3 separate regions of the Homo sapiens genome follow, and all the other regions are linked to region 3. The links are chromatin loops, found by intact Hi-C in ENCODE. Cell type or tissue: PC-3. All regions are shown on one strand. Each heading gives the region's core, and the rest is flanking DNA. Links, peaks and the distances in the headings are about the cores only.

Region 1 (8,248 bases), core at 3,112-5,611, 730 kb after region 3:
TGTGTGTGATGAGAGCAATGAAGATCCACTCTCTAAGCAAATTTCAGCCTCCCGAAGTGCTGGGATTACAGTATTATTAACTATGGTCCCCATGCTGTACATTAGATCTCCAGAACTTACTCATCTTATAACTGCAAGTTTGTGCCCTTTGACCAACATCTCCCCATTTCTCCCACACACCCCACATTTTCCATTTTCTTTATCTATTCATCTATCAGTGAACACTTAGGTTGATTCTGTATCTTGGCTACTATGAATAATGCTGCAACAAACATGAGTGCAGATACCTCTTGAACACAATAATTTCATATCTTTTGGATATATACCCAGTAGTGGGATAAGTGGATCATATGGTAGTTCTATTTTTAATTTTTTGAGGCACCTCCACACTATTTTCCGTAATAGTAATGCCAATTTAGATTCCCACCAAGAGTGTGCAAGGGTTCCCTTTCAGGAGAATTTTTCTTTCTTTCTTTCTTTCTTTTTTTAGACAGGGTCTCACTCTGTCACCCAGGCTGGAGTGGAGTGGCATGATCATGGCTCACTGTAGCCTCGACCTCCTCAGGCTCAGGTGATCCTCCCATCTCAGCATCCTGAGGAGCTGGGACTACAGGTACACACCACCACACCCAGCTAACTTTTTAATTTATTTTTTATTATTTATTTATTATTTTTTGAGACAGTCTTGCTCTGTCACCAGGCTGGAGTGCAGTGACGCAATCTCAGCTCACTGCAACCTCCACCTCCCAGGTTCAAGCGATTCCCCTGCCTCAGCCTCCTGAGTAGCTGGGACTACAGGCACGTGCCACCATGCGCAGCTAATTTTTTTGTTTTTAGTAGAGACAGGATTTCACCAAGTTGGCCAGGATGGTCTCAATCTCCTGACCTCGTGATCCACCTGCCTCAGCCTCCCAAAGTGCCAGGATTACTTTTTTATTTTTTTGTAGACACGAGGTATCACCATGTTGACTAGGCTGGTCTTGAACTCCTGGGCTTAAGCAATCCTCTCACCTTGGCTGCCCAAAGTGCTTAGATTACAGGTGTGAGCCACCGTGCCCAGGCAAGAACTTTTCTTTCTCTGAGTAGAAAAAAGTTACCTCAGCCAACAGTCTGATGTCAACTCTAAACCTACTATCCCCACAGAGACAGTATCAAAGGAGTATTAGGCTCCCAGAGTGGTCTGTAAAAAGCTATTTAACCCATATTATAGCTGCATTTTTTTTTTTTTTTGAGACAGAGTTTCGCTCTTGTTGCCCAGGCTGGAGTGCAATGGCGCGATCTTGGCTCACTGCAACCTCCACCTCCCAGGTTCAAGTGATTCTCCTGCCTCAGCCTCCCAGTAGCTGGGATTACAGGCACCCACTACCACGCTCAGCTAATTTTTTGTATTTTTAGTAGAGACGGGGTTTCACTACGTTGGCCAGGCTGGTCTCAAACTCCTGACCTCAGGCGATCCACCGGCCTCAGCCTCCCAAAGTGCTGGGATTACAGGTGTGAGCCACCACACCCGGCCTATAGCTGTATTCCTAATGACTACTTTTATGGGAAAAAGGATTTTTAGCCCTAACTAACCTCCAAGTGATTTCTATATGATCTTTGTAATAGTCAGGAGATGCTTACTTCAACACTCTAAATGCAAGAAAATCCTCAAAGTAATCAAAATTGCCTAAAAGATAATTCTAAGTGGGCCATCTGGTTTGTTTTCAACACCTCTTAATTTGCACTCCATATGAAGTTGTTGAAAAATAATACAGATGAGGAAAATATTTTAAACAGGGCTTCAACTAAAGGCAGGAAAATGTTATGCATTAATCAATTATACTTCATGTATAACAAAAATCAACTTTCACCCAAATCAGCTTTTAATTATGTGACTGTTTCACAAATCTACTATGGTAGATGTAAAATTCACTTAACCCTGAAAATTCCTGGATCAAAAAGGGATAAATGACGTCATACCTATGATAAATAATGAAAACTGAAATAATATCAAATACCAAAATCTCAAATATCCATTTGCATCTCGTTAAAATGCTTTGAATTTCTCCCTGTTCCTTTCCCATACCACCATCCAAGTGTGCATGTGTGTGCTGATGTCTTTTGAAGGTGGAACATGAATTCTGTCTTCAGGGTGTAATATCTTATGTAAATTTAGAATTTTTAGTTACCTTTTTCAACAAACAGAAAAGAAATGCTTAGAGTTAAGCACATTCACATGCCTACACATTAGATTGAGATTGTTCATTCATATATATATATATATATATGCCTCAAAAGCTGAAAATATTCAAAATATAAAGTCCAAAGTGCTGTGAACTACACTACAGATGTACTGGAGAGATCTGAAGCCAAATTCAAGGTCAAGGATGTCAGCAGCAGCCATGTGATTGATATAGGGTTAGAATGTAAGTCAGCAACAGCTACGCTCTTGGTTATGTACCATCTAGAAGGCAGCTGAGACTACTTTGAAGCAGGGCAAAAAACCAGAGTTGCTATAGAACCCTAAGTATTCTGCAAAGTCCCAGAGCCTTCAATTTCACCTTGTGGATTAAGCAGAGAAATGACACAATAAAATAAATTTTACTCATTCTCTCCTGGGCACTCTGAGACGCAGAAAGAGTCTACCTTAACCCTTAGGGAAAAATCTGTTTCTCTTTTTATGTGTATAACAGACACTTTCTCTTGGAACTGTTCTGGATGCCAGTGTCTCTATTGATTTCATCAACAGCCATAGCACTAATCATGCATGCCAAAGGAGGGTCATGATGACCTATGAAGAGATCTTAGGAGTAAATATTCCCTATAGAAGGCTCCTGGTTTCCAAACTGTTTACTTTCCTAGCTAGAACAGCCAGAATGACCAGTCCCCACAAAGTAACTGTTATTTGCTCAAGCTTAAGTAACTCTGCAGGCTTCATGGTGCTTGCTGCCTTATGATTCTATCTCCTTAGTCTTTTTTTTTTTTTTTTTAATAAGACTTCTCACATCGATACAAGTGCTAGCTCTTAAGGCTATTTTTCTCCAACAAACATTGCAGGCCATAAAGACGTTCAATAGCAATTAGCTTTTATTGTTCTCATCTCACTTATGTGTATAGGAGCCATCAAAATGTAAAATGCACACATCCTCTGACTTAGCAACTCCCCTTCTAGGAATCTATCCCTGCAGATGTGTTCGCGCGTGGGTGCAAGGATATATGTACATGGATACTAATTTGCAGCATAAATTAAAGCAGCAAAATAATGGACACAAACTAAATATGAGACTGGTTAAATAAATAAGGATGCAGCCATATAGCATACAGCAGAGCAAGCACACCGAAGACATCCCTGCACATTGATGTGGAATGATCAGTATATAAAGCAAGGTGGGAACAGTGTCTGGAGCATGCTACAAAGTTGTTTTGTTTGGTTTTGTTTTGAGACAGGGTCTCGCTCTGTCACCCAGGCTGGAATGCAGCGGCGTGATCACAGCTCACTGCAGCTCAACCCCTGGGGCTCAAGTGATCCTCCCCCTCAGCCTCCCGAGTAGCTAGGACTATAGGTGCATGCCACCATGCCCAGGTAATTTTATTTATTTATTGTAGAGGCAAGGTGTAACTATGTTGCCCAGGCTGCTCTCAAACTCCAAGACTCAAGCAGTCCTCCCGCCTCAGCCTCCAAAAGTGCAGGGATTACAGGCATGAGACACTGCACCTAGCCAAGATCTTTTTTTTAAACGCAATACATATTCATATGTGTGTGGCTAAGTGGGTATACACACACAAAAACACACACACAAATCTCTGAAATAACTAAAGAAATGCATCAGCTGAGCTCCTGTAGTTTCAGCTACTTGGGAAGTTGAGGTGGGAAAATCACTTGAGCTCAGGAGTTCGAGGCTGTAGTGCGCTATGATCACACCTGTGAATATCCAGCCTGGGCAACATAGTGAGACAGCCCATCTCTTTAAAAAGGAAAAAAAGAAAGAAAGAAATGGATCAAAGTAGTTGCCACTGGGGAAGGGAACCGAAGTGAGGTGGGGGCAAAGGAGAGACAGTTCTGTACCTTTTTCTGCAGGGCTTAACTTTTTTACTCTGTGTAAAAAAAAATTTTTTTTCATTTTTTTTGAGGCAGAGTCTTGCTTTGTCACCCAGGCTGGAGTACAGTGGTGCAATCTCGGCTCACTGGAAGCTCTGCCTCCTGGGTTCACGCCATTCTCCTGCCTCAGCCTCCCGAGTAGCTGGGACTACAGGCGCGTGCCACCACGCCCAGCTAATTTCTTTATGTTTTTAGTAGAGACAAAGTTTCACCATGTTAGCCAGGATGGTCTTGATCTCCTGACCTTGTGATCTGCCCGCCTTGGCCTCCCAAAGTGCTGGGATTATAGGCATGAGCCACTGCGCCCGGCCATGTGTAAAAATTTTTTAACGCACGTACACACACCCCCAGTAAAGAATAATCATCAAAGAATTAACCTTGCCAACACTATCTAACAGTGGCACCTACTGGTAAAATCACTTCCTATCCCAAAGTATATCTTAGAAAAGAAAACCCATAGTTTTCCTGGCACAGCCATTTCAGCTATTAGTCAGGAAATATGTTTATATTAAAGGCTCATAAGGAACCCTTCATTGGTATTAGGCCTTCTGAGCATAAGACTTAAAAGTACCATCTGGCTGGTAAGTTATGGTTCATTATGGTTTGAGTTACAAGCTATAAAAAAAAAGAGTGAAGAATGCTTCTATGTGCTTCCGTGGGGTGATCTCCAGCATACAGTGTTAAGCGAAAAATGCAAGGCAGGAAAAAACTGTGTAGAGTATGCTACCATTTCCCTAAGAAGGGAAGTGGATGACAAAGACATACAGCTTTACTTATATGTAAAAAATGGGAAGATGAACCAAGAAAAAAAAGAATGAATGCTTGCCATAAGGGAAGGGATTAAACAGGCTACAGGGGACAGAAATAGAACTAGATTTCTCTAAATCAGTGGTTCTCAACCAGGGCGATTCTGCCCCTGCCCCCAAGAGATATTTGACAATATCTGGAGGTACTTTTAGTGTCACAGTTGGGCAGGGGTTAGGGAGTGATACTGGCACCTAGTGGGCAGGAGCTCCCACATACAACAAAGAATGATGTGTTCCCAAATGCCGATAGCACAGATTATATATAAGGAACTTATATCTAGAATATATAAAGAACTGTTACAACTCAATAATAAAAATACAAATACCCTAATTTTAAAATAGACAAAGGATGTGAATGGACCTTTCTCCAGAGAAGACATACAAGTGGCCAATAAACACATGAAAAGATGCTCAACATCCTTAGCCATCAGGCAACTGCAAATCAAAGCCACGATGAGACACCACTTCACATCCACTAGGATGGCTATCATCAAAAAGACAGAAATAACAAATGTTCACAAGGATATGGACAAATTAGGACCCTCATACATTGCTGGCAGGAAATTAAAATGTTGCAGCCACTTTGGAAAACAGTCCTACAGCTCCTCAAAGGGTTAAACACAGAATTACCATATGACTCAGAAATTCCACTCCTGGTGAAATGAAAACATATGTCCACACAAAAACTTGCACATGAATGTTCACAGCAGCGTTAGTCACAATGCCAAAAAGTAGAAACAATGCAGATGTTCATCAATGGATAAATAAAATGTTTCATGTCCATATAATGAAATATTAATCAGCAATAAAAAGAAACAAAGTACTGATACGTGTTACAACATAGACAGACTTTGAAAACATTATCCTAAGTAAAAGCAACCAGTCACAAAAGGCTACATATTGGATGATTCCATTTATATTAAATGATTCAAACAGGCAAATCTATGAAGACAGAAGGTAGACTAATGGTTGCCTGGGGCTGGTGGAGATAGGAGGCTTGGGGGTGTCAGCTAAGGCGTGTGGGGTTTCTTTTTGGAGTAATGAAAATGGCCCAAAATTGCTTGTAATGAGAGTGGCACAGATCCGTGAATATGCTAAAAACCATTGGATTATACAGTTTTTTGTTTGTTTGTTTTTTGAGACAAAGTCTCACTCTGTTGCCCAGGCTGGAGTGCAATGGCACGATCTCAGCTCACTGCAACCAACGCCTCCTGGGTTCAAGCAATTTTCCTGTGTCAGCCTCCCTAGCAGCTGGGATTACAAGCATGCACCAGCACGCCCAGCTAATTTTTTGTATTTTTAGTAGAGATGGGGTTTCAACTTGTTGGCCAGTCTAGTCTCGAACTCCTGACCTCAAGTGATTGACCTGCCTAGGCCTCCCAAAGTGTTGGGATTACAGGCGTGAGCCACCGCATCTGGCCGGATTATACAGTTTAAATGGCTAAATTTTGTGGTATATGAATTGTATCTCAATAAAGCTGTTTAAAAAACCAATCGCGATTGTGAGGCGCGAGCTCCATTAGAAGTAGGTGCCCAGCAGCAGGGACACGACTGGGTGTGCATGGGTGGCTGGCAAACAGGCTGACTGAAGGCCAACCATCATCTTGCAGAACTCGCTCTGTTAGTGGTGAGCACAGTAGCATGAGGCAGAAGGCAGAGGCAGGTAAAGAAAAGAGGTCAGGAAAGGTTTCCTCAGATGAATAGGAAGTTGTTGGTAACTGAGTTGTTGTTAATTAAATTTTTCAATGCTTTTATTGAGATTCCAGGGGGAGAGGGATTTTAGGCAGGTGGACATCTCAGGTATAGGGAACCTCAGGCTGTATCTGAAAAACTAGTTTAGATTGTCCAAACGTAAAACTCAAAGCATGTAGCCTGGGCAACATAGTGAGACCTTGTCTCTACAAAAAAAATCAAAAAATGAGGTGGGAAGATTGTTTGACCCCGGGAGGTCTAGGCTTCCGTGAGCCGTGATCATGCCACTGCATTCCAGCCTGTGTGACAGAGTGAGAACTTGCCTCAAAAAAACACAAAAAAGAAAAAAACTCAAAGCCTGGGAGGAATCAGGATGCCATGGGATGAATCAGCAAAGCAGCAGGTGACAGAGCACAGTGGCTTTGGGACCCAGCCCAGAATCCTGGACTGAATATTTTAAGGGAAAAGAAACTGATGGAAGATGAGGACTGGCAGCAGAATCACTGTCGCTTTTGTTTTAGAAAGACAGATGACCACCAGTGTGGAAAATAGGCAGACTGGTGATGAGTCTGGAGACAGGACAGCTCATTTATTTATAGTAGATGTTATAAATTGTTGTCACAGCCGATTTAATCCTTTCCTAAACATTAAGCTTGAAAGCTGCGACAAAGAGAAATCAGTCCAGGATTGTGACTGTCTTTAAGGCATAGCTGAGAAGATGGACTATCAAGAACAAAGGAATTTAATATAAGAATAATGTAATTTAAAATGTTCTGGTGCTGTAAAGAAAAAATAATAATAGACCCCCCCCCGCCTTTTTTTTTTTTTGAGAAGGAGTCTCACTCTGTCACTGAGGCTGGAGTGCGGTGGCATGATCTTGGCTCACTGCAACCTCCACCTCCCGGGTTCCAGCAATTCTCCTGCCTCAGCCTCCCGAGTAGCTGATATTACACGCATCTGCCACCACAGCCAGCTAATTTTTGTATTTTTAGTAGAGACAGGGGTTTCACCATGTTGACCAGGCTACTCTTGAACTCCTAACCTCAAGTGATCCGCCCGCCTTGACCTCCCAAAGTGCTGGGATTACAGGGGTGAGCCATGGCGCCCAGCCAATAGCCCCTTATGAATTTAGGCAAGAGCCAGGACCCAAGTGACAATGACTGGACCCAGAAAGATAAACAAGCCACTTACCAGAGGAACTGGGGCATTTGGCCTAAACTCTGTGGAATCAGCATCTGAAGATTAAGAAAAGAGTTCAGTAATTCACCAATAGTGCTGAAAAATATTTGAAGAGAGAAAATTTTTTAAATAAATGGTCATTAGCAAACCTCGAACTTACCTTTCAAGTTAAGGCAGTTTCTTGCAAACTCTATCACTGCTAGTTGCATCCCAAGACAAACTCCTATTTTAAAAAGCACATATGCAAAGCAAATGAACTCACTTTGTATTTGTTCACATTTTCTGTTCATTTGTTGGCTGCCTGTCTCCCCTATCTAGAATGCAGACTCCCAGAGAGCAAGACTCTGCCTGTTTTGCTCCCTGCTGTCCTCTCAGAAGAATCCCTGACAGAGAGCAGGGCAGGGGCTTAGACTATCATGAAGCCGCCTAAGTCCCAAAGTTGACAAAGAAGGAACATGAGGTCAGAAAAGTGCAGGGTCAACTGGGCGCAATG
Region 2 (8,248 bases), core at 2,473-4,972, 510 kb after region 3:
AGGCATGCCAGATGCCTCTAGAAGCCAGAAAAGCCAAGAGAACAGATTCTTCCCTAGAGCCTACGGAAAGGAATGCAGCCCTGCCAACACCTTGATCCTAGCTACTGTGAAACTGTGTCAGACTTCTGTCCTGCAGAACTATAAAGTGATAAATTTATGTTGTTTCCAGCCGCTAAGTTCGTGAGGATTTGTTACAGTAGTGATAGGAAACGAATGCAATGCCTGACAGCTACCCAAGTGCACAGCTTCTTTTGCCCCCACACCCACACAGGAAATGCAAGTTTGCCACAGAATGACATCCAAAGTGTCATAAAATCACCTTGACACAGAGAAGCCACAGTCACAGCTTCCCAACAATCTTTTATATGGTTCCAGTAACACAAGCCCCAAAACTGCATGTCAGCCCCCAGCAGCCCCAGTCCAGAAGAGGTCCCACAGAGCAGGGCTTCACAGCAAGCAGGGCAGGTGCAATATTCCACATCTGTTGATCACTGCAGTTTCCAAAGAAACAGGACTCTGTGGTCGATGGTTCTCACAGGCAGGCCTGGATCAGCCCAGTGCTAAGGTTAACCCTTTACTCACAATTGTGATCCCAATGTCATAATATATATGTACATTATAGATTGGAGGAATCTGTCACTGTTTGAATCTTGGGTGCAAATAGGGTCCCCTCCCCACAGAAGCCAAAGGCCAAGTACTTGCTTTCCCTGGACCCAGGCACTAGGAAGATGATGCACATGACCTAAGCTCAGCCAATCAGGATGCCAAGAAGGAAGTTTGGAATGTCTTCTAATACTGTCAGTCACGACAGCGTTCAATGCCCAGTGAGAAGAGCAGTTGGACCCAAAAAGTCTGGCTTGGGACATTTTGGGACCACAGGATTCTAGTCCATTTCCTGAGCCTGGTTCAACAGCTTTCCCATTACTTGATAGCCTTCTAATCAATTCCTTTTCTGCTTAGGATAAGCAAGCTCAGTTTATGCTGTTTATGTCATGAACCCTAACTGGATCAGAAATTGTTACCAGGAGGGGCTTCAGACAGCAGATCTTCTGGAATTGAGGAGAATCCAGGATTGGTTATATAACTTGGTTGGGGTAAGGGCAGCAAACATTCAGGAATGAAAATCTGGTAAACAGTGGCCCACAGTGGAAGAGCAACTAATCAAACTGTAATTTATACAGTAATTTTTTTTGTAAGCAAGACTTGGGGGCCCACATTGGTGGTTTGTAAGCAAGCCTTGGGAGCCCACATTGGTGGTGCCATATACAGCAGCATGAGAAACCAGGACTGGAGAATGAGGTGGCTAATACTGGAAAGCTTAAAGAGAGAGAATGATACTCAAATCCCTAGTTCTTGGCTGAAAGCAAAACCCAGAACCAGGAGGATTTTGTATCCCTGTGCTAAAAAAGAATGTCTTATTTTTTGTAGCAGCAGTACAAAACTACCCAGAATCAATCCTCTACTCCAGTGGGGACTAATTTAGAACATCAACTGAATCACAGACTCATCAAGGGCCTTATATGAAAGTTAGGGCATCAATAAGGAAAGAGCAGACCCTGAGAACTGCAATGGTGTTCAGTGGGAGGGTGTCAAGGCCTCAAACACCAAATCTCCAAACTCCACTGAACCTAGGTTTTCAGCTCAAGCCATTCTTCCTCCCACGTCTGAGGCAGCTCATGACTTACCTGAAGACTCCGTAACTCTCTTTCCTTGTAAGAATTACCTTGCACAAGGAAGACTAACCTTCACAGGCCCTGAATCCCCTAATGAAGGGGAAGTCAGGCAGGGCCTTAAAGAAGTGTCCTGAAATTACTTCACAAAAATATTGGGGAATCTTCCTCCTATCCTTTGACTTGTAAATATTTATCAAGGAAACAGCGTATTGGGCAAAGGGAAATGCCTACCCATTTCAGATATTATTGAACATTGAATCTGAGTAAATAACACTGCCACTCACTAATTAGGGTGGAGACTTACAAGATTCAGGTGATCAATAGCATTTAGGTCCCAGTCCCAGTCTAATTTAAAGTGGACAGACTAACACTCTGAACTCAGCCCATGATAGTTTATCTATCTGTTTCCTAAGGATTTACTTTGAATAGGTAAATCTAGCCACTGCTAGAATCCCCACATTGTCTCTGAACCACAGGTAAAATAAGTCCAATGGAAGCCCCTAGGATTACCCATTGCACTCAAAATGAAAAATAAAAAGCAATACCATATCTGAGAAAATTATAGCAATTAGTGTCACCATGAAAATCTTAAGAAATGCAGGGAAGGTGATTCCTAGTACATCCCCACCTAACTTTCCAGTTTGTCCAGTGCAGAGGATGGGGGCTTCTTGGAGAATGATGGTGGATTGACATGTGCTTCATGAGGGGGTGATTCCAATTGCAGCTGCATTTATGGATGTGGCCTACTAATGAGGAAACATAACCCAGTCCCTGGTGTCTGGCATTTATTCATTCTTCAGTGAATTGAGCACCTACTATGTTCCAGGTAATGTTCTAGGTACTGGGTATAGTGAAGTGAGCAAAACAAACAAAAATGTCCATCCTTGCAGAGTCAAATATCTTTGTCTCTTATCTGATAAACACCAGAAGCATTTTGCTTTTACCTAGCAGGGATAGCAGAACACCTTACCAACTTGTCACAGGGCTTTTCTAGTTCTGTTCCACAATTTGCTATGCAGGAACCTTGACTTTCTCGCCACCACACAGGACATTCCTGAATACTGTATCATATTAAGAAGACATGAAGAGCAGGGACCAGATTGGCTGGGTTCAAATCCTATCTCTACTGCTTTCTAGCTGTGTGATTTTGAACAGGTTACTTAACCTCTCTGTGCCTCTATTCTCCTATCTGTAAAAGGTAAAATCCCACGGTATTTTGGGGAGGGCTAAAGTTGTTAATATATGTAAAGTGCTTTAGTACCTAAAGAAATAAATTTTCCACAAGAATGATTTTCATTTAGTGAGAAGCCAAGACTTTCACATTACCATGCTGGCCTCCACACACATTCCCTTGAGAAAAAAAGGTGAGAAAAAAACTCATTAAAAAAAAAAGGTGAGGAGTAAGTATCATCTTACTATTAAGGGTCAGTTGAGTTGCTGCTACTCGATACAAGCAGGGATGAGTATGAATGAAATTGGGTGAGTCTTACAGTTCCTCCTATTATTATCTTGTCCAGTAATAAAAATTAATGAAATACTAATACAGGACAATCCAGGCAGGCCCACCAAGAGTTCAATTTCCTTAGAAATGAAGATTTGAGTGACTCTACTAAGTAAAACACACTGAGAATCTGAGGTACAGGCTGCAGGCAAAGGAGATCTGGAATAGGGAGAGGTGGGAGTTATAAATACCAGCTGTTGCCTTGTGGTAGAAGTATAAATGGTGACAGTAGACGCTACACATTTCCTTGATTACTGTGACATGAAAATATGGAAAGAAAAGTACATGTGGATATCAAGTAGCCAAAGAATACATTGTAATTGCTTTTCTAGGAAGGGTTTTCCAGGATCTGGATGCTATCCTTAAATCTGGAGAATGTCCCATGGCGTGAGCCTTAGGGAAGGCAGTTCCTCCCTCTTGCAAAAGAAAAGATCAGATTCTGGCTTTCTCTGAGCCCTGGCTGCTGCGCTAGGAGGGGGCACATAGTCTAAGCTTGGCCAATCAGGTGCTCCCACTCAGCTCTTTGAATCTTGAGTTAATGACTCAAAGAAAGTCTTAGCGGTGGTGCTGACAGGGCTTCTAGTATCCAGTGCAGCGGTGTCACCCACAGAATATGTCCAGCAGTGGCAACAGAGGCGTCCGAATCAGACTGTTCCACTAGAGGGCGCTCGAAAGAAGTTCTGGTAGCCCAGTTTAATATGGATGCCTCCTACCACGTTCCCAGTCAGGTTCTCCAAGAGTCCCATATTTCTTTGAGCTGCCTGATATCTTACCAATAAGCTTCTTTTCTCATCAAGGTAATGAGGGTAGCTTAAAGTGATTTGCAACCAAGAACTCCGGCAAGTTTTCACAGAAAAAAAAAAAAAAGACTGAAGAGAAATATATCAAAATGCCAACATTTTAGAATTAAAGTAATTTTTATTTTCTACTTTACGTTTTTCTGTCATTTTCAAATTTCCTAAAGTGAACATATATCTTACTTTTAAAGTTAAAATGTTAGTAGAGATAATAAAAATAATACTAATTGATGGCAATTGGTTTATTAGTGAACCAATTTTTAGAAAAGTAAAGTACTGGGGAATATTTAAAAGGTATGTTTTGGTGGTGGGTAGGAAAAGTTTGAAGTACAGAATACCTGTTTAGGACAGTGCACTTAGGTGAGACAATGAGAGCTCTTCTAGAGAGAAAAATACCTTAAAAGGGTGTCTTAGCCAGCTCAGGTTGCAATAACAAAGTATCATAGACTGGGTGGCTTAAACAACAGAAATTTATTTTCTCCCAGTTTTGGAAGCTGGGAAGTTTAAGATCAAGGTTCTAGCGGATTGCAGATTCTGGTGGTGCCACAGCTTTCTTCCTGGCTTGCAGATTACTGACTTTTTCCTGCATCCTTACATGGCCTTTCCTCTGAGGGCACAAGGAGGGGGAAAGAGAGAGAGACCGCACATGAGCATGAGTGAGCGCATGTGCGGGCCAACCCCAGTGTCTTTTCTTATAAGAACATTAATCCTATCAGATCACGGCCCCACCCTTACAACTTCGTTTAACCTTAATCACTTCCTTAGAGGCCACAGCCACACTGGGGGTTAGGGTTTCAGCATATGGATAGGGAGGTGGGGGTGTAAACACAGAGGGGATGAGACATCAAAGAAAAAATTACCCTGGTTCTGACACTTTCAGATCCCTGTATAAAAAACAGGTGTTGGGATGGGAAATATTGTCTTTTCATGACATTCGGCATGATCTTGGGGGTGCATGGCTAAAATAGTATGGTAGACAAGATCTACCATACTTAGACAGAAAGTCAAGAAATGCAGTGCTCACATCATCAGAAAGATCATCAACATAGACACAGCCAATCCTCATTATTCACAGATTCTCTGTTTGCAAATTTGTCTACTTTCTAAAATTTATTTGCAGCCCCAAAAATCAATATGCTTGGAACTTTAGCAGTCATTCGCAGACATGTGCAGAGCAGCAAAAAATTTGAGTTGCCCAACGTGCACGCCACCAGCTGAGTCAAATGAGGCGACACTCTGCCTTCTTGTTTCAGCTCTCAGGCTATAAACAAGTGTCCTTTTCACTATTTAGTGCCATGTTTTTTGCATTTTTGTGCTTTTTGTTGGTGATTTTGCTGTTCAAAATGGTCCCCAATGACTGGGTAGGGTGGCTTACACCTGTAATCCCAGCAATTTAAAAGGCTGAGACGGGTGGGTCACTTGAGCCCAGGAGTTTGAGAGCAGCCTGGGCAACATGGCAAAACCCCATCTCTACAAAAAATACCAAAAAAAAAAATTAGCCAGGCCTGCTGGTGGCATGTGCCTGTAGTCCCAGCTACTCTGGAGGCTGAGATGGGAGGATCACCTGAGCCCAGGGAGGTCGAGGCTGCAGTGAGCCATGATGGCACCACTGTACTCCAGCCTAGGTGATATGGTGAGATCCTGTCTCAAAAAAACAAAAAACCTAAAAATGGTCCTCAAGCTTAGTGCTGCCTAGCACTCCTAAGTACAAGAAGGCTGTGATGTACCTTATGGGAAAATAAATAAATAAATACATAAATACATAATTTGTGTTAGAAAAGCTTCTTTCAAGCATGCATTCTAGCTGTAAGTTCAATGTTAATGAATCAACAATATATATTAAACAAGGTGTCTTTAGACAGAAACATATATAAAACAGGGTTATGTTTGATCTATTCATGACAATGTAGTTACCAGAAGCTTGCAGGAACTTGTGCTTTTCCCCTAGGAACGATGTTTAGTATTCACTGATTCGGTGTTCATCGCAAGTTTATACACCCTAACTACCCCAAATAATGAGAATCAACTGTATTTAAATCACCAGGAATTATGCTGGAGCAGTGCTGGAAAGAATGACAGGAAGCGTTCTTCCTTGTACTCTTCAAGAAAGAAGAATGACCCAGGACTCTGGAGATGACTGCAACAAGAAAGAGGAGAAAGTGGTGAAGTCTGATGGCATGAGATGCAAAGCCAAAGGACATTAGGAAGGAGGAAGAAATTTCTGGAAGAATCAATGAGGAGCAATGAAACAATCAATGGGAACTAATATCAGAAATGTGAGACAGCAGGGGTAGGTTTGTGACAGAAATTTTTTGGCTCTTAAGTGGCACTAAACCTCACTATGGTATTCATCATCCCTCCTACGCTCTGTAATGGGAGCCCTGATTCTCCCCCTCTTCACATAGCTACAATAGCGGGTCACCTCGCTTCTAAATCTTCACATTTGGAAAAAGAAAAGAACAGCTTCATAGTACAAAGGCATAATTCTGCTTCACAACTCAGTATGTTACAAAATATAATCCATTTTCCTTTGCCATTTTTACATAAACACTTTTATTATGCCCATAGAGAAGAAAGGTTACCTTTTGAGGGAAATTATTCATGAGGGAAAAAAAATTAGAATTTTGAACAAGCCATTTAGGTGACCTATAGAGATGTGTGAAAATAGGATTTCAATCTGTATTCAATGACTAATCCGAAAAGATGAAAACGTAATTAAATTGCAGTAGCACCCCTCAGTTTAATTTAACCTTTAAGGGGCCTGGTCAATGTTCTCTTAAAATTAATTTCAACCTGTGACTTTCCAGGGAACAGAGAGAAATAGAACTTATACTTAAATACATGCATGCATATTTATAAACATAGTTTATTTACCTTTATGCTTTTTCTCCCAACAGGTAAGTCTAGATTGCTTTTTTAATTTATTTATTTTACTTTAAGTTCTGGGATACATGTGCAGAATGTGCAGGTTTGTTACATAGGCATACATGTGCTATGGTGGTTTGCTGCACCTATCAACCCATTATCTAGGTTTAAAGCCCTGCATGCATTAGGTATTTGTCCTAATGCTCTCGCTCCTCTTGCCCCCCTCCCCCGCCCCCGCCAACAGGCCCCAGTGTGTGATGTTCCCTTCCCTGTGTCCATGTGTTCGCATTGTTCAACTCCCCCTTATAAGTGAGAACGTGCAGTGTTTGGTTTTCTGTTCCTGTGTTAGTTTGCTGAGAATGATGGCTTCCAGCTTCATCCATGTCCCTGCAAAGGACATGAACTCATTCTTTTTTATGGCTGCATAGTATTCCATGGTGTATACGTGCCTCGATTAGAAATTTACCAAAAGTTTAATATCTCACAAGTTCAAAAAAAGTGTTCAGAGCTTGCTTTTCTCTACTTATTTTGGGTTTATCATTTCATTCCTTTTAAAAATATTAAAGAAGTAGAAATCAAATTATGTGCCAGTTTGACAAGATCCTCCCACCTTTAGGAACAGAAAAAATTTAATAAATTGTCATCACTAGCCTGAAATGATTGAATATATAATTTACCTAAAGTTTAATAAAATAGCTGAACTAGGACACAATGGGGAGAAGTGTTTCATGAAGAAAAATGTGGACTAATTCATATGAGAATTATTTTAAAGGCATACTTGGAACTCTTGCTTGATTAAGTTTAAGAAATAGTAACATTGCCAAGGGCTGGCACAAGAAGAAGGAAGCAGACACTCTCCTACACAGCAGTGGCAATTTAAGCTGTGTCCAAATTTCTAGAAGGCAATTTGGCAAGATATATCAAAAGCTGTAATAACAGATGTCCCCATTGACCACAACTGCCACTTTTCTTGGAATTTATCTTAAGAAAATGAATGAAGGATGTAATAAAATTTTGCACAACATTGATTACTCTGTTGTTTAAAATTAGAGAAAATTAGAAACAATGAAAATGCCTAACAATAAAGAATTGCTTAAATCGCAGGGCCCTCCCTCTCCCACCCTCACTCCCTTCAGTCTATTCTCAGTGCAGTGGCCAGTGTTATCCAATTAACAAGCAATGACCTGATGGTCACATCACTCGTGTGCTCCAAAGCCTCCAATGGTTCCCCTCACTCAGGGTCAAAGCCAAATCTTTACCATGATCTAGCACCACATTTTGCATAGTATAGAGTTGCTATTTAAGTGGCTCTTCCCTACAAGGGTATGTGATCCAGGTAACCTGTGGTCTTCACCTTAGACACAGAAGAGTCTAGAATTTTAAGTAGCTCCCTCTGAAAGTATATTCCAGAT
Region 3 (8,248 bases), core at 2,023-4,522:
GGGCACTGGATGTGGGAGGAAAAGGGGAGCCATTGGAGAATTTTGAGCAGAGAAAGCAACATAATCTTAGGTCATAGAAGGGTCTATGCCTCTTGCTGCTAGTGTGTATGTGTGGCAGGGACAGGTGTAGGCGGGAAGACATGCTGGGGGGCTATTATAGTTATTCAGGCAGGAGGTAAGGTGCTTGCACCAGGACGGTACCAGTGAAGTGGTGAAAGTTCAGATTCTGGATATATTTTGAAGATAAAGCTATCAGGGTTTCTTGATGATTGGATATGGGGTGACAGAAGACGAGAGGACTTGAGAAAGTGTCAAGATTTTTTGCCTGAGCAATTGGAAGCCAGGTGTTATCATTCCCTGAGATAGGGTAGACTGCTGATAGAGAAGGTTAGGGGGAAAAAGATTTGGGAATGTTAATTTGAGATGTCTGTTGCATGGAATTGTTGAAAGTAAGAGCCTGGAGTCTGGAGAGAAGTCTGAGCTGGATATATAATTGGGAGGGAGTTAAGAGCATGTAGGTAGAATTTAAAGCTTTGAGACAGAATGAGATCATTCAGGGTGTGACAGAGAAGAAGAGACAGCCAGCATTGATTCCAGGGAACGAAGAGGAACCATCCAAAGAGCACTGAGAAGATCCAACCAGTGAGATGGGAAAACCAATAGAGGGTAGGGTTCTGGAAACCGAGTGAAGACCATGTAGCAGGGAGAAGAGTTTATGGGTTGTGCCAAATGCTGCTGTTTGCTCACGGGAAGAGGAGATTTGGCCATAGATTCAGCAATGTAAAGATCACTAGTGCACTGTAGAGAGTGGGGTCAGTGGAATGAGGGGGTCAAGGGCATAAGTGAAGTGGATGTAAGGGAGAATGAGAGGAGAGGAATTGAAAATGGCAAGAATAGAGAACTATTTTGAGGAAAGACTTACCTTCCTAGAAAGCTATTTGGCAATACATTTAGAATAAATAAAGAAATAATTTTTATTTATTAAATGCAAATTATTAACATGGGAAAATTAAATACTATAATTTTTAATCAATATTCTTTAAACAGGATTTTCCCTGACACAGTAGTTCTAAGAAGTTGTTGTTGTTGTTGTTTTGAGACAGGGTCTCACTTTCTCGTCCAGGCTGGGGTGCAGTGGTGCCATCATGGCTCACTGCAGCCTTGACCTCCTGGGCTCAAGCGATCCTCCCACCTTGGCCTCCCAAAGTGTTGGGATTACAGGTGTGAGACCCCACATCCAGCCTGTTGTTGTTTTTAAGAAAAAAATCAGAGATTTGCATCAAAGTCTATATCTTTTGACACAAGGATGCACATCATGGCATCATTTATGATATGAAAAAAAATGGAGACAACCTGAATGTCCAATAGGAGTGAGGTTAAAATTAATCATGGTACTTCCAGTTTATAAAATAAGCCATTAAAATATTTTTTTTCAAAAACTATTGGTGAAATAGGTTAATGGTTACTAGGGATTTTAAGTGAAAAATAAAACAGGCTATAAAACTAAGTAACAAGGTTATCTTAATTACATGGACAATGTTGACAAAGAAATAATGTATGTGCCAGCTGTGTTTCTCCAGGCTTTTCCATTCTGCTTATACAAATAGAGTTAGAAGAACAAAACCAATGCACATACCATTGGCTATTCTTCCCACCCATGTCTGGGACGTCAGGTCACTGTAAAGGGCCTCTTGAGAGATTCCAGGAGTTCCTCAGGAACTGTCATTCCTGCTGGGTGCTGTCATATTCACTGTGCATTTTAAACAACTGGACCTGTAAGGTCCTGGAGCAGCAGGGTGGTCTGTGGTAGAGGGAGGTCTTTGGTCTCCTCTTGCTCTTGCGTTGCTCTGAGTTTGAGGGTGCTGAGCAGAGCTCTTTATTTGCAGAGTCCTACACAGTTTCAGGTTTTACAGTCCCCTGCTCTCAGTTGGGGGCTGAGCCAGGGGAAGAATCTGAGTGGTGGAGCCTGGGCCCTGGAACAAGACTATTCTGACCCTGCCAGTTACCGTCTGCCTGGACTTGGGCAAGTTATTTCCCCCACCCTTGCTGCCTTCATTTCCTCATCTAAAAATGGGAATAAATTGTTCCAGTTATCTGTTGCTGTGTAACAGACCACCACCTCGTGGCTTAAAACATTAATTTTGCTCATAAATCTGCCATTTGGGCCAGGGTCAGTGGGGACAGTTTGTCTTTGCTCTGCTTCACGTCAGCTGGGGTGGCTGGAAGGCTGGGGCTTGAATCATTCAAAGGCCCACTCACTCAGTTAACTGGCGGTTGATTCTGGGTGTCGGCTGGGATCTGAGCTGGGACAGTGACTGGATCTCCCACTCATGCCTTTCCATGTGGCTTGAGCTTCCTCAGAGCACGGTGGCTGGGTTTCCAAGGCAAGAGAGCTGGGTGAAAGCTGCATGCCAGGACCACCTGGGGGCTTTTAAAAAATGTCTGGCTTCCAACCCCAGAAATTCTGACTTCATTGGTCTGGGATGGATGCAGATATTGCTCCCCAGGTGGTTTTGTGTGGCCAACATTAAGAACCACTGCTCTCATGGAGAGCACATGAAACAGATTTGGCCTCCCAGCCGACTACTACAAGCAGTGAATTTTATTCATCATCTTTTGGGCTCAAGAGGTTCCAGTCATGTGATGTGATGTTCAAAGTGCTGCCAAAGAAATAAGATCAGGGAAATGCTCAAAACAGTAGGATAAATAAGTACAATTACTAGAGCTCCACAGCTACCCTCTGGCTGCTTCAGATTGATAAGTGGATGAACCTGGAGCCTGTGTATTTTGCCAGGGATATTCTGGCAAAGTGGAAAGGCTGAGCTGAAGAACTAGACTGAGACTCCTAGGTGGCCTGTACTTGAGGTGGCAGTTTGATGAGTCAGGTGCCAAGTAGAGTTTTCCCTGTCATTCCTGCAAATTGATTAATCTCTACATCTGAGAAAACCTCTGTGTTATTATTTTATCAATAGCTAAAAGGAGCAGATGAAGATGAATTTTAGCCAGGGCACATCCGAGGGGCTCTTAGTAGATACCACAAGGAATTAAGATCCTGTTACGTTTTAACCTGACACAAGATGTCACCATTGCTCCTGTGCTTTTAGCAATAACAGTATGAAGTCAAACAGCTGTAAGCGTTTGACTCCCCAGTTATACAAGTTGTTTGTTTTTCCACCTCACAGGGAGAAGAGTGAATAACGCTGTCAATGAGGCTTGTTAATCTGTAGCCCATTCCATCCATTCAAGTTAAAGTATTTATTGCATAAACACGTATTTGATTTTTCCCCCTTGTTCCAGCTATGGATCAAGATTAACATCTCTTTGTGAACACTTCACGTGGAGACTTTGGTGAAGGTGACTAAAACAAGATAAGCTGAAATTTTTACAGGATAACTGGAAAATTGCATATTGTGTTTTTGTTTGGCTTCACCGCTGCTGACAATGTTGAAATGATCTCCAGGTACCATGCTTAGTTTGGTGCCACAGTGGAAAAAAGGCATGGACATTAGTCCAGGTTACCAATGGTTAAAAAGCAGAGTGGGTAAAAACTCTTTGGAGGCCTAAAACATCATTGGCAATGTTGCCAAGATGGAGAAAACTGCGCTTACAGAATTTTTTTCACACACAGCACTGCACATGGTTGGAAGGAATACTTTGCAAAGTTGGTTGGAGGTGAGGAAGGCGTGAACTCAAAGTACAGCTGAGTGAAGTGTGGGATTTTAGGGTGGTGTTGCTTTACTGGGAACGTTAAGAGAGGCTGGGAGTACCAAGCACCCTTAGACTCTGTTGTTCCCCTACACTACCCCTACTCTTCTCTCTAGAAACACTGAACATCATCTACAGAATATCTGTTTGAGGAAGTTCCAAATTATTACTCTGCTGTGTGTGTGTGTGTTTTTCTTCTGTCACCCAGGCTGGAGTGCAGTGGCATGGTCATAGCTCACTGCAGCTTCCACCTCCCGGGCTCAATAGATTCCCCCACCTCAGCTTCCTGAGTAGCTGGGACTAAAGGCACATGCCACCACACCCAGCTAATTTTTGTATTTTTTGTAGAGACAGGGTTTTGCCATGCTGCCCAGGCTGGTCTCAAACTTCTGGGCTCAAGTGATACATCTGCCTCATCCTCTCAAACTGCTGGAATTACAGGCGTGCACTGTGGCTGGCTGTTGTATTTTTTTTTCTTTCTTTTTTTTCACCAAAGTATTAATATCAATTGACTGAAGCCTGTGGAATTACAGTGATAAATTTCTTTGTTTTCCAATTTTTCTATAATGAGTATATAACTAGAAAAAAACCCTTCAAAACCATATGATTCCAGAGATTTATAGTAAAGAGAGATGTTGCATGTTATTAGTTAAAAATATATTATTGTCATCTACTTCCTAGTCAACCCAGATTAAGATGTATCTAAAGCTCTGAATCAATCAGGGTCCTGGGAGGAGGTACATGACACATTCAAATTAGGTGGTTTGAAGAGAATTTAATAAAAGGACTGTTTCCAAAGGTGCGGGCAGAGTGTAGGGAAACTGTAAGGGAGAATGCAGTACCTGAGGGTAGAACAGTGGAGCTGTTACCACCATTAAGTCTGGAGAACAAGAGGAGAGAGAGCTTTGTGGACCACCCAATGGGTGTCGTAATCTGCATTGGAGAATTGTAGACAGCCTATGCTGCCAACACATGGAGGGAGCTGGCACATTAATGACCTGATCTAAATCAATCTTCTCTCTCACTCCAATCCCACCTATTAGCCAATTCAAGTAGGAGTATTAATGCCGTCCATAGGATTCGACTTCCCAGGACACTGAACAGAGAGGAGCTGGGGAAAGAGTAAATCTGAGAAGGAAATGGAAGATGTACAGCAATGCTTTTTTTTTTTTAGAAGCGCTACATTTTATTCAACTCTTACTTGAGTCAGAGATAAAATTGACCCCCATTACACATTCTTTTTGTAAGTAAGTAGGAATATAGTTTAAAGATATAGTTAAGGATATAGTTAAGGAGGCTGGTGGATACTCCAGAGCGGGGCCATGAGGTGTTGTGGTTCAAATAGTTCAAATTCCCACTCTGTTACTTACAGGCTAGGTGACCTTGAAAACATATTTAATTTACTTGAGGCTTTGTTTCTTTATCTGCAACTGGAGATAATAATACACATTCGATGGATTTATTTTGAGGATTAAATGTATATAATGTGTTTAACACACACCTCACACTTAGCAAGGGCTCAATAAATACATTTGTTAGTAAAGACTCAATATAAGCTTAGTTTAGTGGAAACAGTGCATACATAAATGGGGCTTGTCAATTGGTGGATCTCATTGTAAGGCGATTAAGAGGGCACCTGGATGTTCTTTGGGGATCCCCATATGTTAGTATCTTAGGTGTTTTCTCAGGGATCATTCTCTTATCTGGACAGTAAATGAGTGGCTGTTGATGTTCTCAGAGCCAAGTTGGGGAAGGAGCTGGGAGGATATCACTATTTGGGATGTAATAACTTCGAGTAAATTCCTCCATTTTCAGTTTAGCACCCCTGCCCTCAGCTACGGCTTTTGTTTTTAAAGCTTTCTGCCACTCAACCTTCAGAGGTACCTGGTGACTCCAATTCCTGAGCATCCCTGAGATCTTGCAGCCTGAACTGGCTTTTTCTTGCCACTGCTACCTGACTCCGAATCCTTGCAGAAACTTAGGTTTTAGCTTTCTTCTAAATCAGCTGCCACTTAGCCATCTGCTTCCCAGCTTTCAAAGTTTTATGGCCATTTCTCATTTGCTGCCATCTACTCTCTCATTCTTTTTGACCTTATGGCCTTCCTTTAAAAAAAATCCTCTTTCCTGCTACAATTAACCCAAGATCTTCTAATCCTCATTTTGTTTTGTATCTAAAACTGAATGGGTGCTCAGGAGAAACTACAAGTAGCTTAAGGTTATTCAGCTTCTCAGGGTCACTTTTCCCCAAGCACTCACCTGCCAGATATCTTAGGAAGCCCCATTTCCACCTTATAAACTTACTTTTCTTTGCTGTGTTGATTCTTCCTGAGACATTTGGCCCATTAAACCCAGTGCATTACATATTCCCCCATTTCACTTTAGAGTCCAGTTTTTTTTTTCTTTTATTTCTGAGAAGACTGGAGGTGTGCACATGATTAGGATTGAAATGAATGAATTTATACTCTATTTATAGAAATTTGGTGACATGTCTCCCAAGGTATAAATAGAACAATGGGTGTTGACAAGATTTTCTGTAACCGTGGATACCCTGCAATTATTCTTGAATCATACTCATTGTTTATCTGTATCTGAAATTTAACAAACAGGGCTCTTGCTACTAACTCAGAATTTTTCCAATGAAAACATGTCTCCCATAATTATTCTCTTCTCATGAGTCAGGCTGCATCTTTCAAGTTTAAATTCAGCTAATACATTTCAGTGGGTTGAATCAATCATTGTTCTTGGATAATGACTGAAAATTCATGATAAAAATAATAACAATGGTGATAACAATGATGACAGTGTTGTAATAAAAGCAAAATATTCCAACAGAGTAGTTTGAAAAGCACCTGGCACTAGATCATCTACAATGACATCTGCAATCCTTCCAGTTCATCCACTTGGATGCAACACTTGGGAGAATATCTGCAGAATGCATTGGTCCACCTAGCTTTACATGCTTCAGGATTGTTTTCAGTTTTTGTATTCCACAAAAGCTCTCTCCAGAGTAAGTAACACTATGTAACCAGTTCAGTGAATATTCCATTTGATATACTTAAACTGGTTGACCATTCAGCAATTCACTTTGTTTTACACTCCATTTCCTCATTTGTAATATAGTATGCCATAGACATTTCAAGTATAACTTAAAATTGTTTTTAAGCTTCTGAGTTTGTAGCAAAGCATATATTTTTCTTGGATGTTTTCTTTCTTCTGGGGTTCTGGCATTCTCTGAGTTAGCCATACTCCATTTATAATGATCCACTTTATTATAGCTAAAACCTGTCATATCATTACATCTCAAATAACCAAAATACATCTCTGAAAAATATTCTAGAAAGTTTTTCTGATGCCAGGAGCAGATTTGAATTATTCTTATTGTTCTAATACATGTTAAAGCAACTTGTTTTTATCCAGCTCTCTCTCTTCTTTTTATTAATCACATAGTTTTATAGAATATATGCATAATATTTAATATAAGTCAATATTCTAATAAAAATGAAGTCTTCAAAATGCTTAGGTTTCATTAAAAAATTAGTGTAAAACTACAGCCTTGGGGAGGTATTCCCTAAACTCCCTTCTGGATGCAGAATTACATTGGATTTGATTTCCATATGGTTTTATGGTTTCCCTGGAGAAAGTCAAATGCTTTGGGAACTGTGACAACAATGCAAGGAGTGAAGGGGAAGTTACCTCATTTCAAGGAATAGAAGGGAACAGTATTCACTGAGGAGGATTTCCATTGGGAATAGGGAGTGTTGGACCAATAGTTAAAGTACTTATGGGAAAAGGAAGTATAAAAATTAAATCTGGCACCACAAACTCTCTTGAAAACCAACCTCTAGGTTGGGATGGAACTCCGGGCATCTGTAAACGAGGGCATGTCTCTTGTCCTGTCCCACTTGGGAGTTCATATCTAGTTCTGACTAACACCTGCCATGAAGAAGCATTGCTCGGGTGAATGCTCCTATAATTCCTTGTACAACGTAGCATTGGCTTTCTTTGATAATCTTACCCCTAAAACATTTGCCTTTTCCATCAAAGAATAAAAGATAATGTTTCTGATCTTGGGTATTCTGTGTTCTGTATTAAAAAAATATCACTCTGGAAGATATCTAGCTTTAAATCATAGGCTAATGTGAAATTCATAAGAATTTTGTTATGATAGAAAAATATTAAATTGGACATAAACATTTAGAATAGCTACTTTATTCTCACTGGTATTCTCATGGCAGAAGATATACATTTTTATTCCTCCAAGGAAAATATGTAGTAACTTTACCCCAGAAGCCAGTCTCCATTCTAATTGTATTAGGCGTACTCTATCTGTAGCATTGTCATTCCATCAGACAATTTGCAATAAATTTTAATGATACATGCAAATACACCAATCTAATAGTCCATTATAAAAGATATGACTGACTGTTATCACTTTTTTCCAGCAATTTCTATGATTTCTCACGTCCTGCTGGTAAACAGTTCCAGAAGGCAGGGAACGCAATGTTTTCTTGTTCTTTGTTTTTTAACAGCAAGGCATATCAGA

Evidence for each region. Peaks named below come from ENCODE experiments on the same cell type or tissue, not always from the same donor. Only the 100,000 strongest peaks of a DNase experiment are listed, where the experiment ranks them.
Region 1: a loop joins it to region 3, with 13 times the contacts of the local background. A loop is called at or near these places in 10 of 110 quality-filtered maps.
Region 2: a loop joins it to region 3, with 3 times the contacts of the local background. A loop is called at or near these places in 12 of 110 quality-filtered maps.

What each region holds. Positions count from the first base shown.
Region 1 is chrX:16,659,747-16,667,994 of GRCh38, forward strand. CTPS2 (CTP synthase 2) reads right to left here. Exons shown (of 19, transcript NM_175859.3): 12 at 7,916-7,978; 13 at 7,768-7,811. Among named protein-coding and RNA genes, the nearest start is that of S100G, 14 kb to the left of the region's middle. In PC-3, for the core only: CTCF peaks have their summits at 4,475 (motif pointing left) and 5,080 (motif pointing left); no DNase peak of the experiment used is centred there; H3K27ac peaks cover 1,957 bases.
Region 2 is chrX:16,432,954-16,441,201 of GRCh38, forward strand. LOC124905249 (a long non-coding RNA gene) reads right to left here. Exons shown (of 2, transcript XR_007068397.1): 2 at 4,424-6,108. Among named protein-coding and RNA genes, the nearest start is that of MIR548AM, 190 kb to the right of the region's middle. In PC-3, for the core only: a CTCF peak has its summit at 3,826 (motif pointing right); a DNase peak (open chromatin) is centred at 3,828; H3K27ac peaks cover 827 bases.
Region 3 is chrX:15,927,698-15,935,945 of GRCh38, forward strand. No RefSeq gene overlaps it. Among named protein-coding and RNA genes, the nearest start is that of AP1S2, 77 kb to the left of the region's middle. In PC-3, for the core only: a CTCF peak has its summit at 3,080 (motif pointing right); a DNase peak (open chromatin) is centred at 3,124.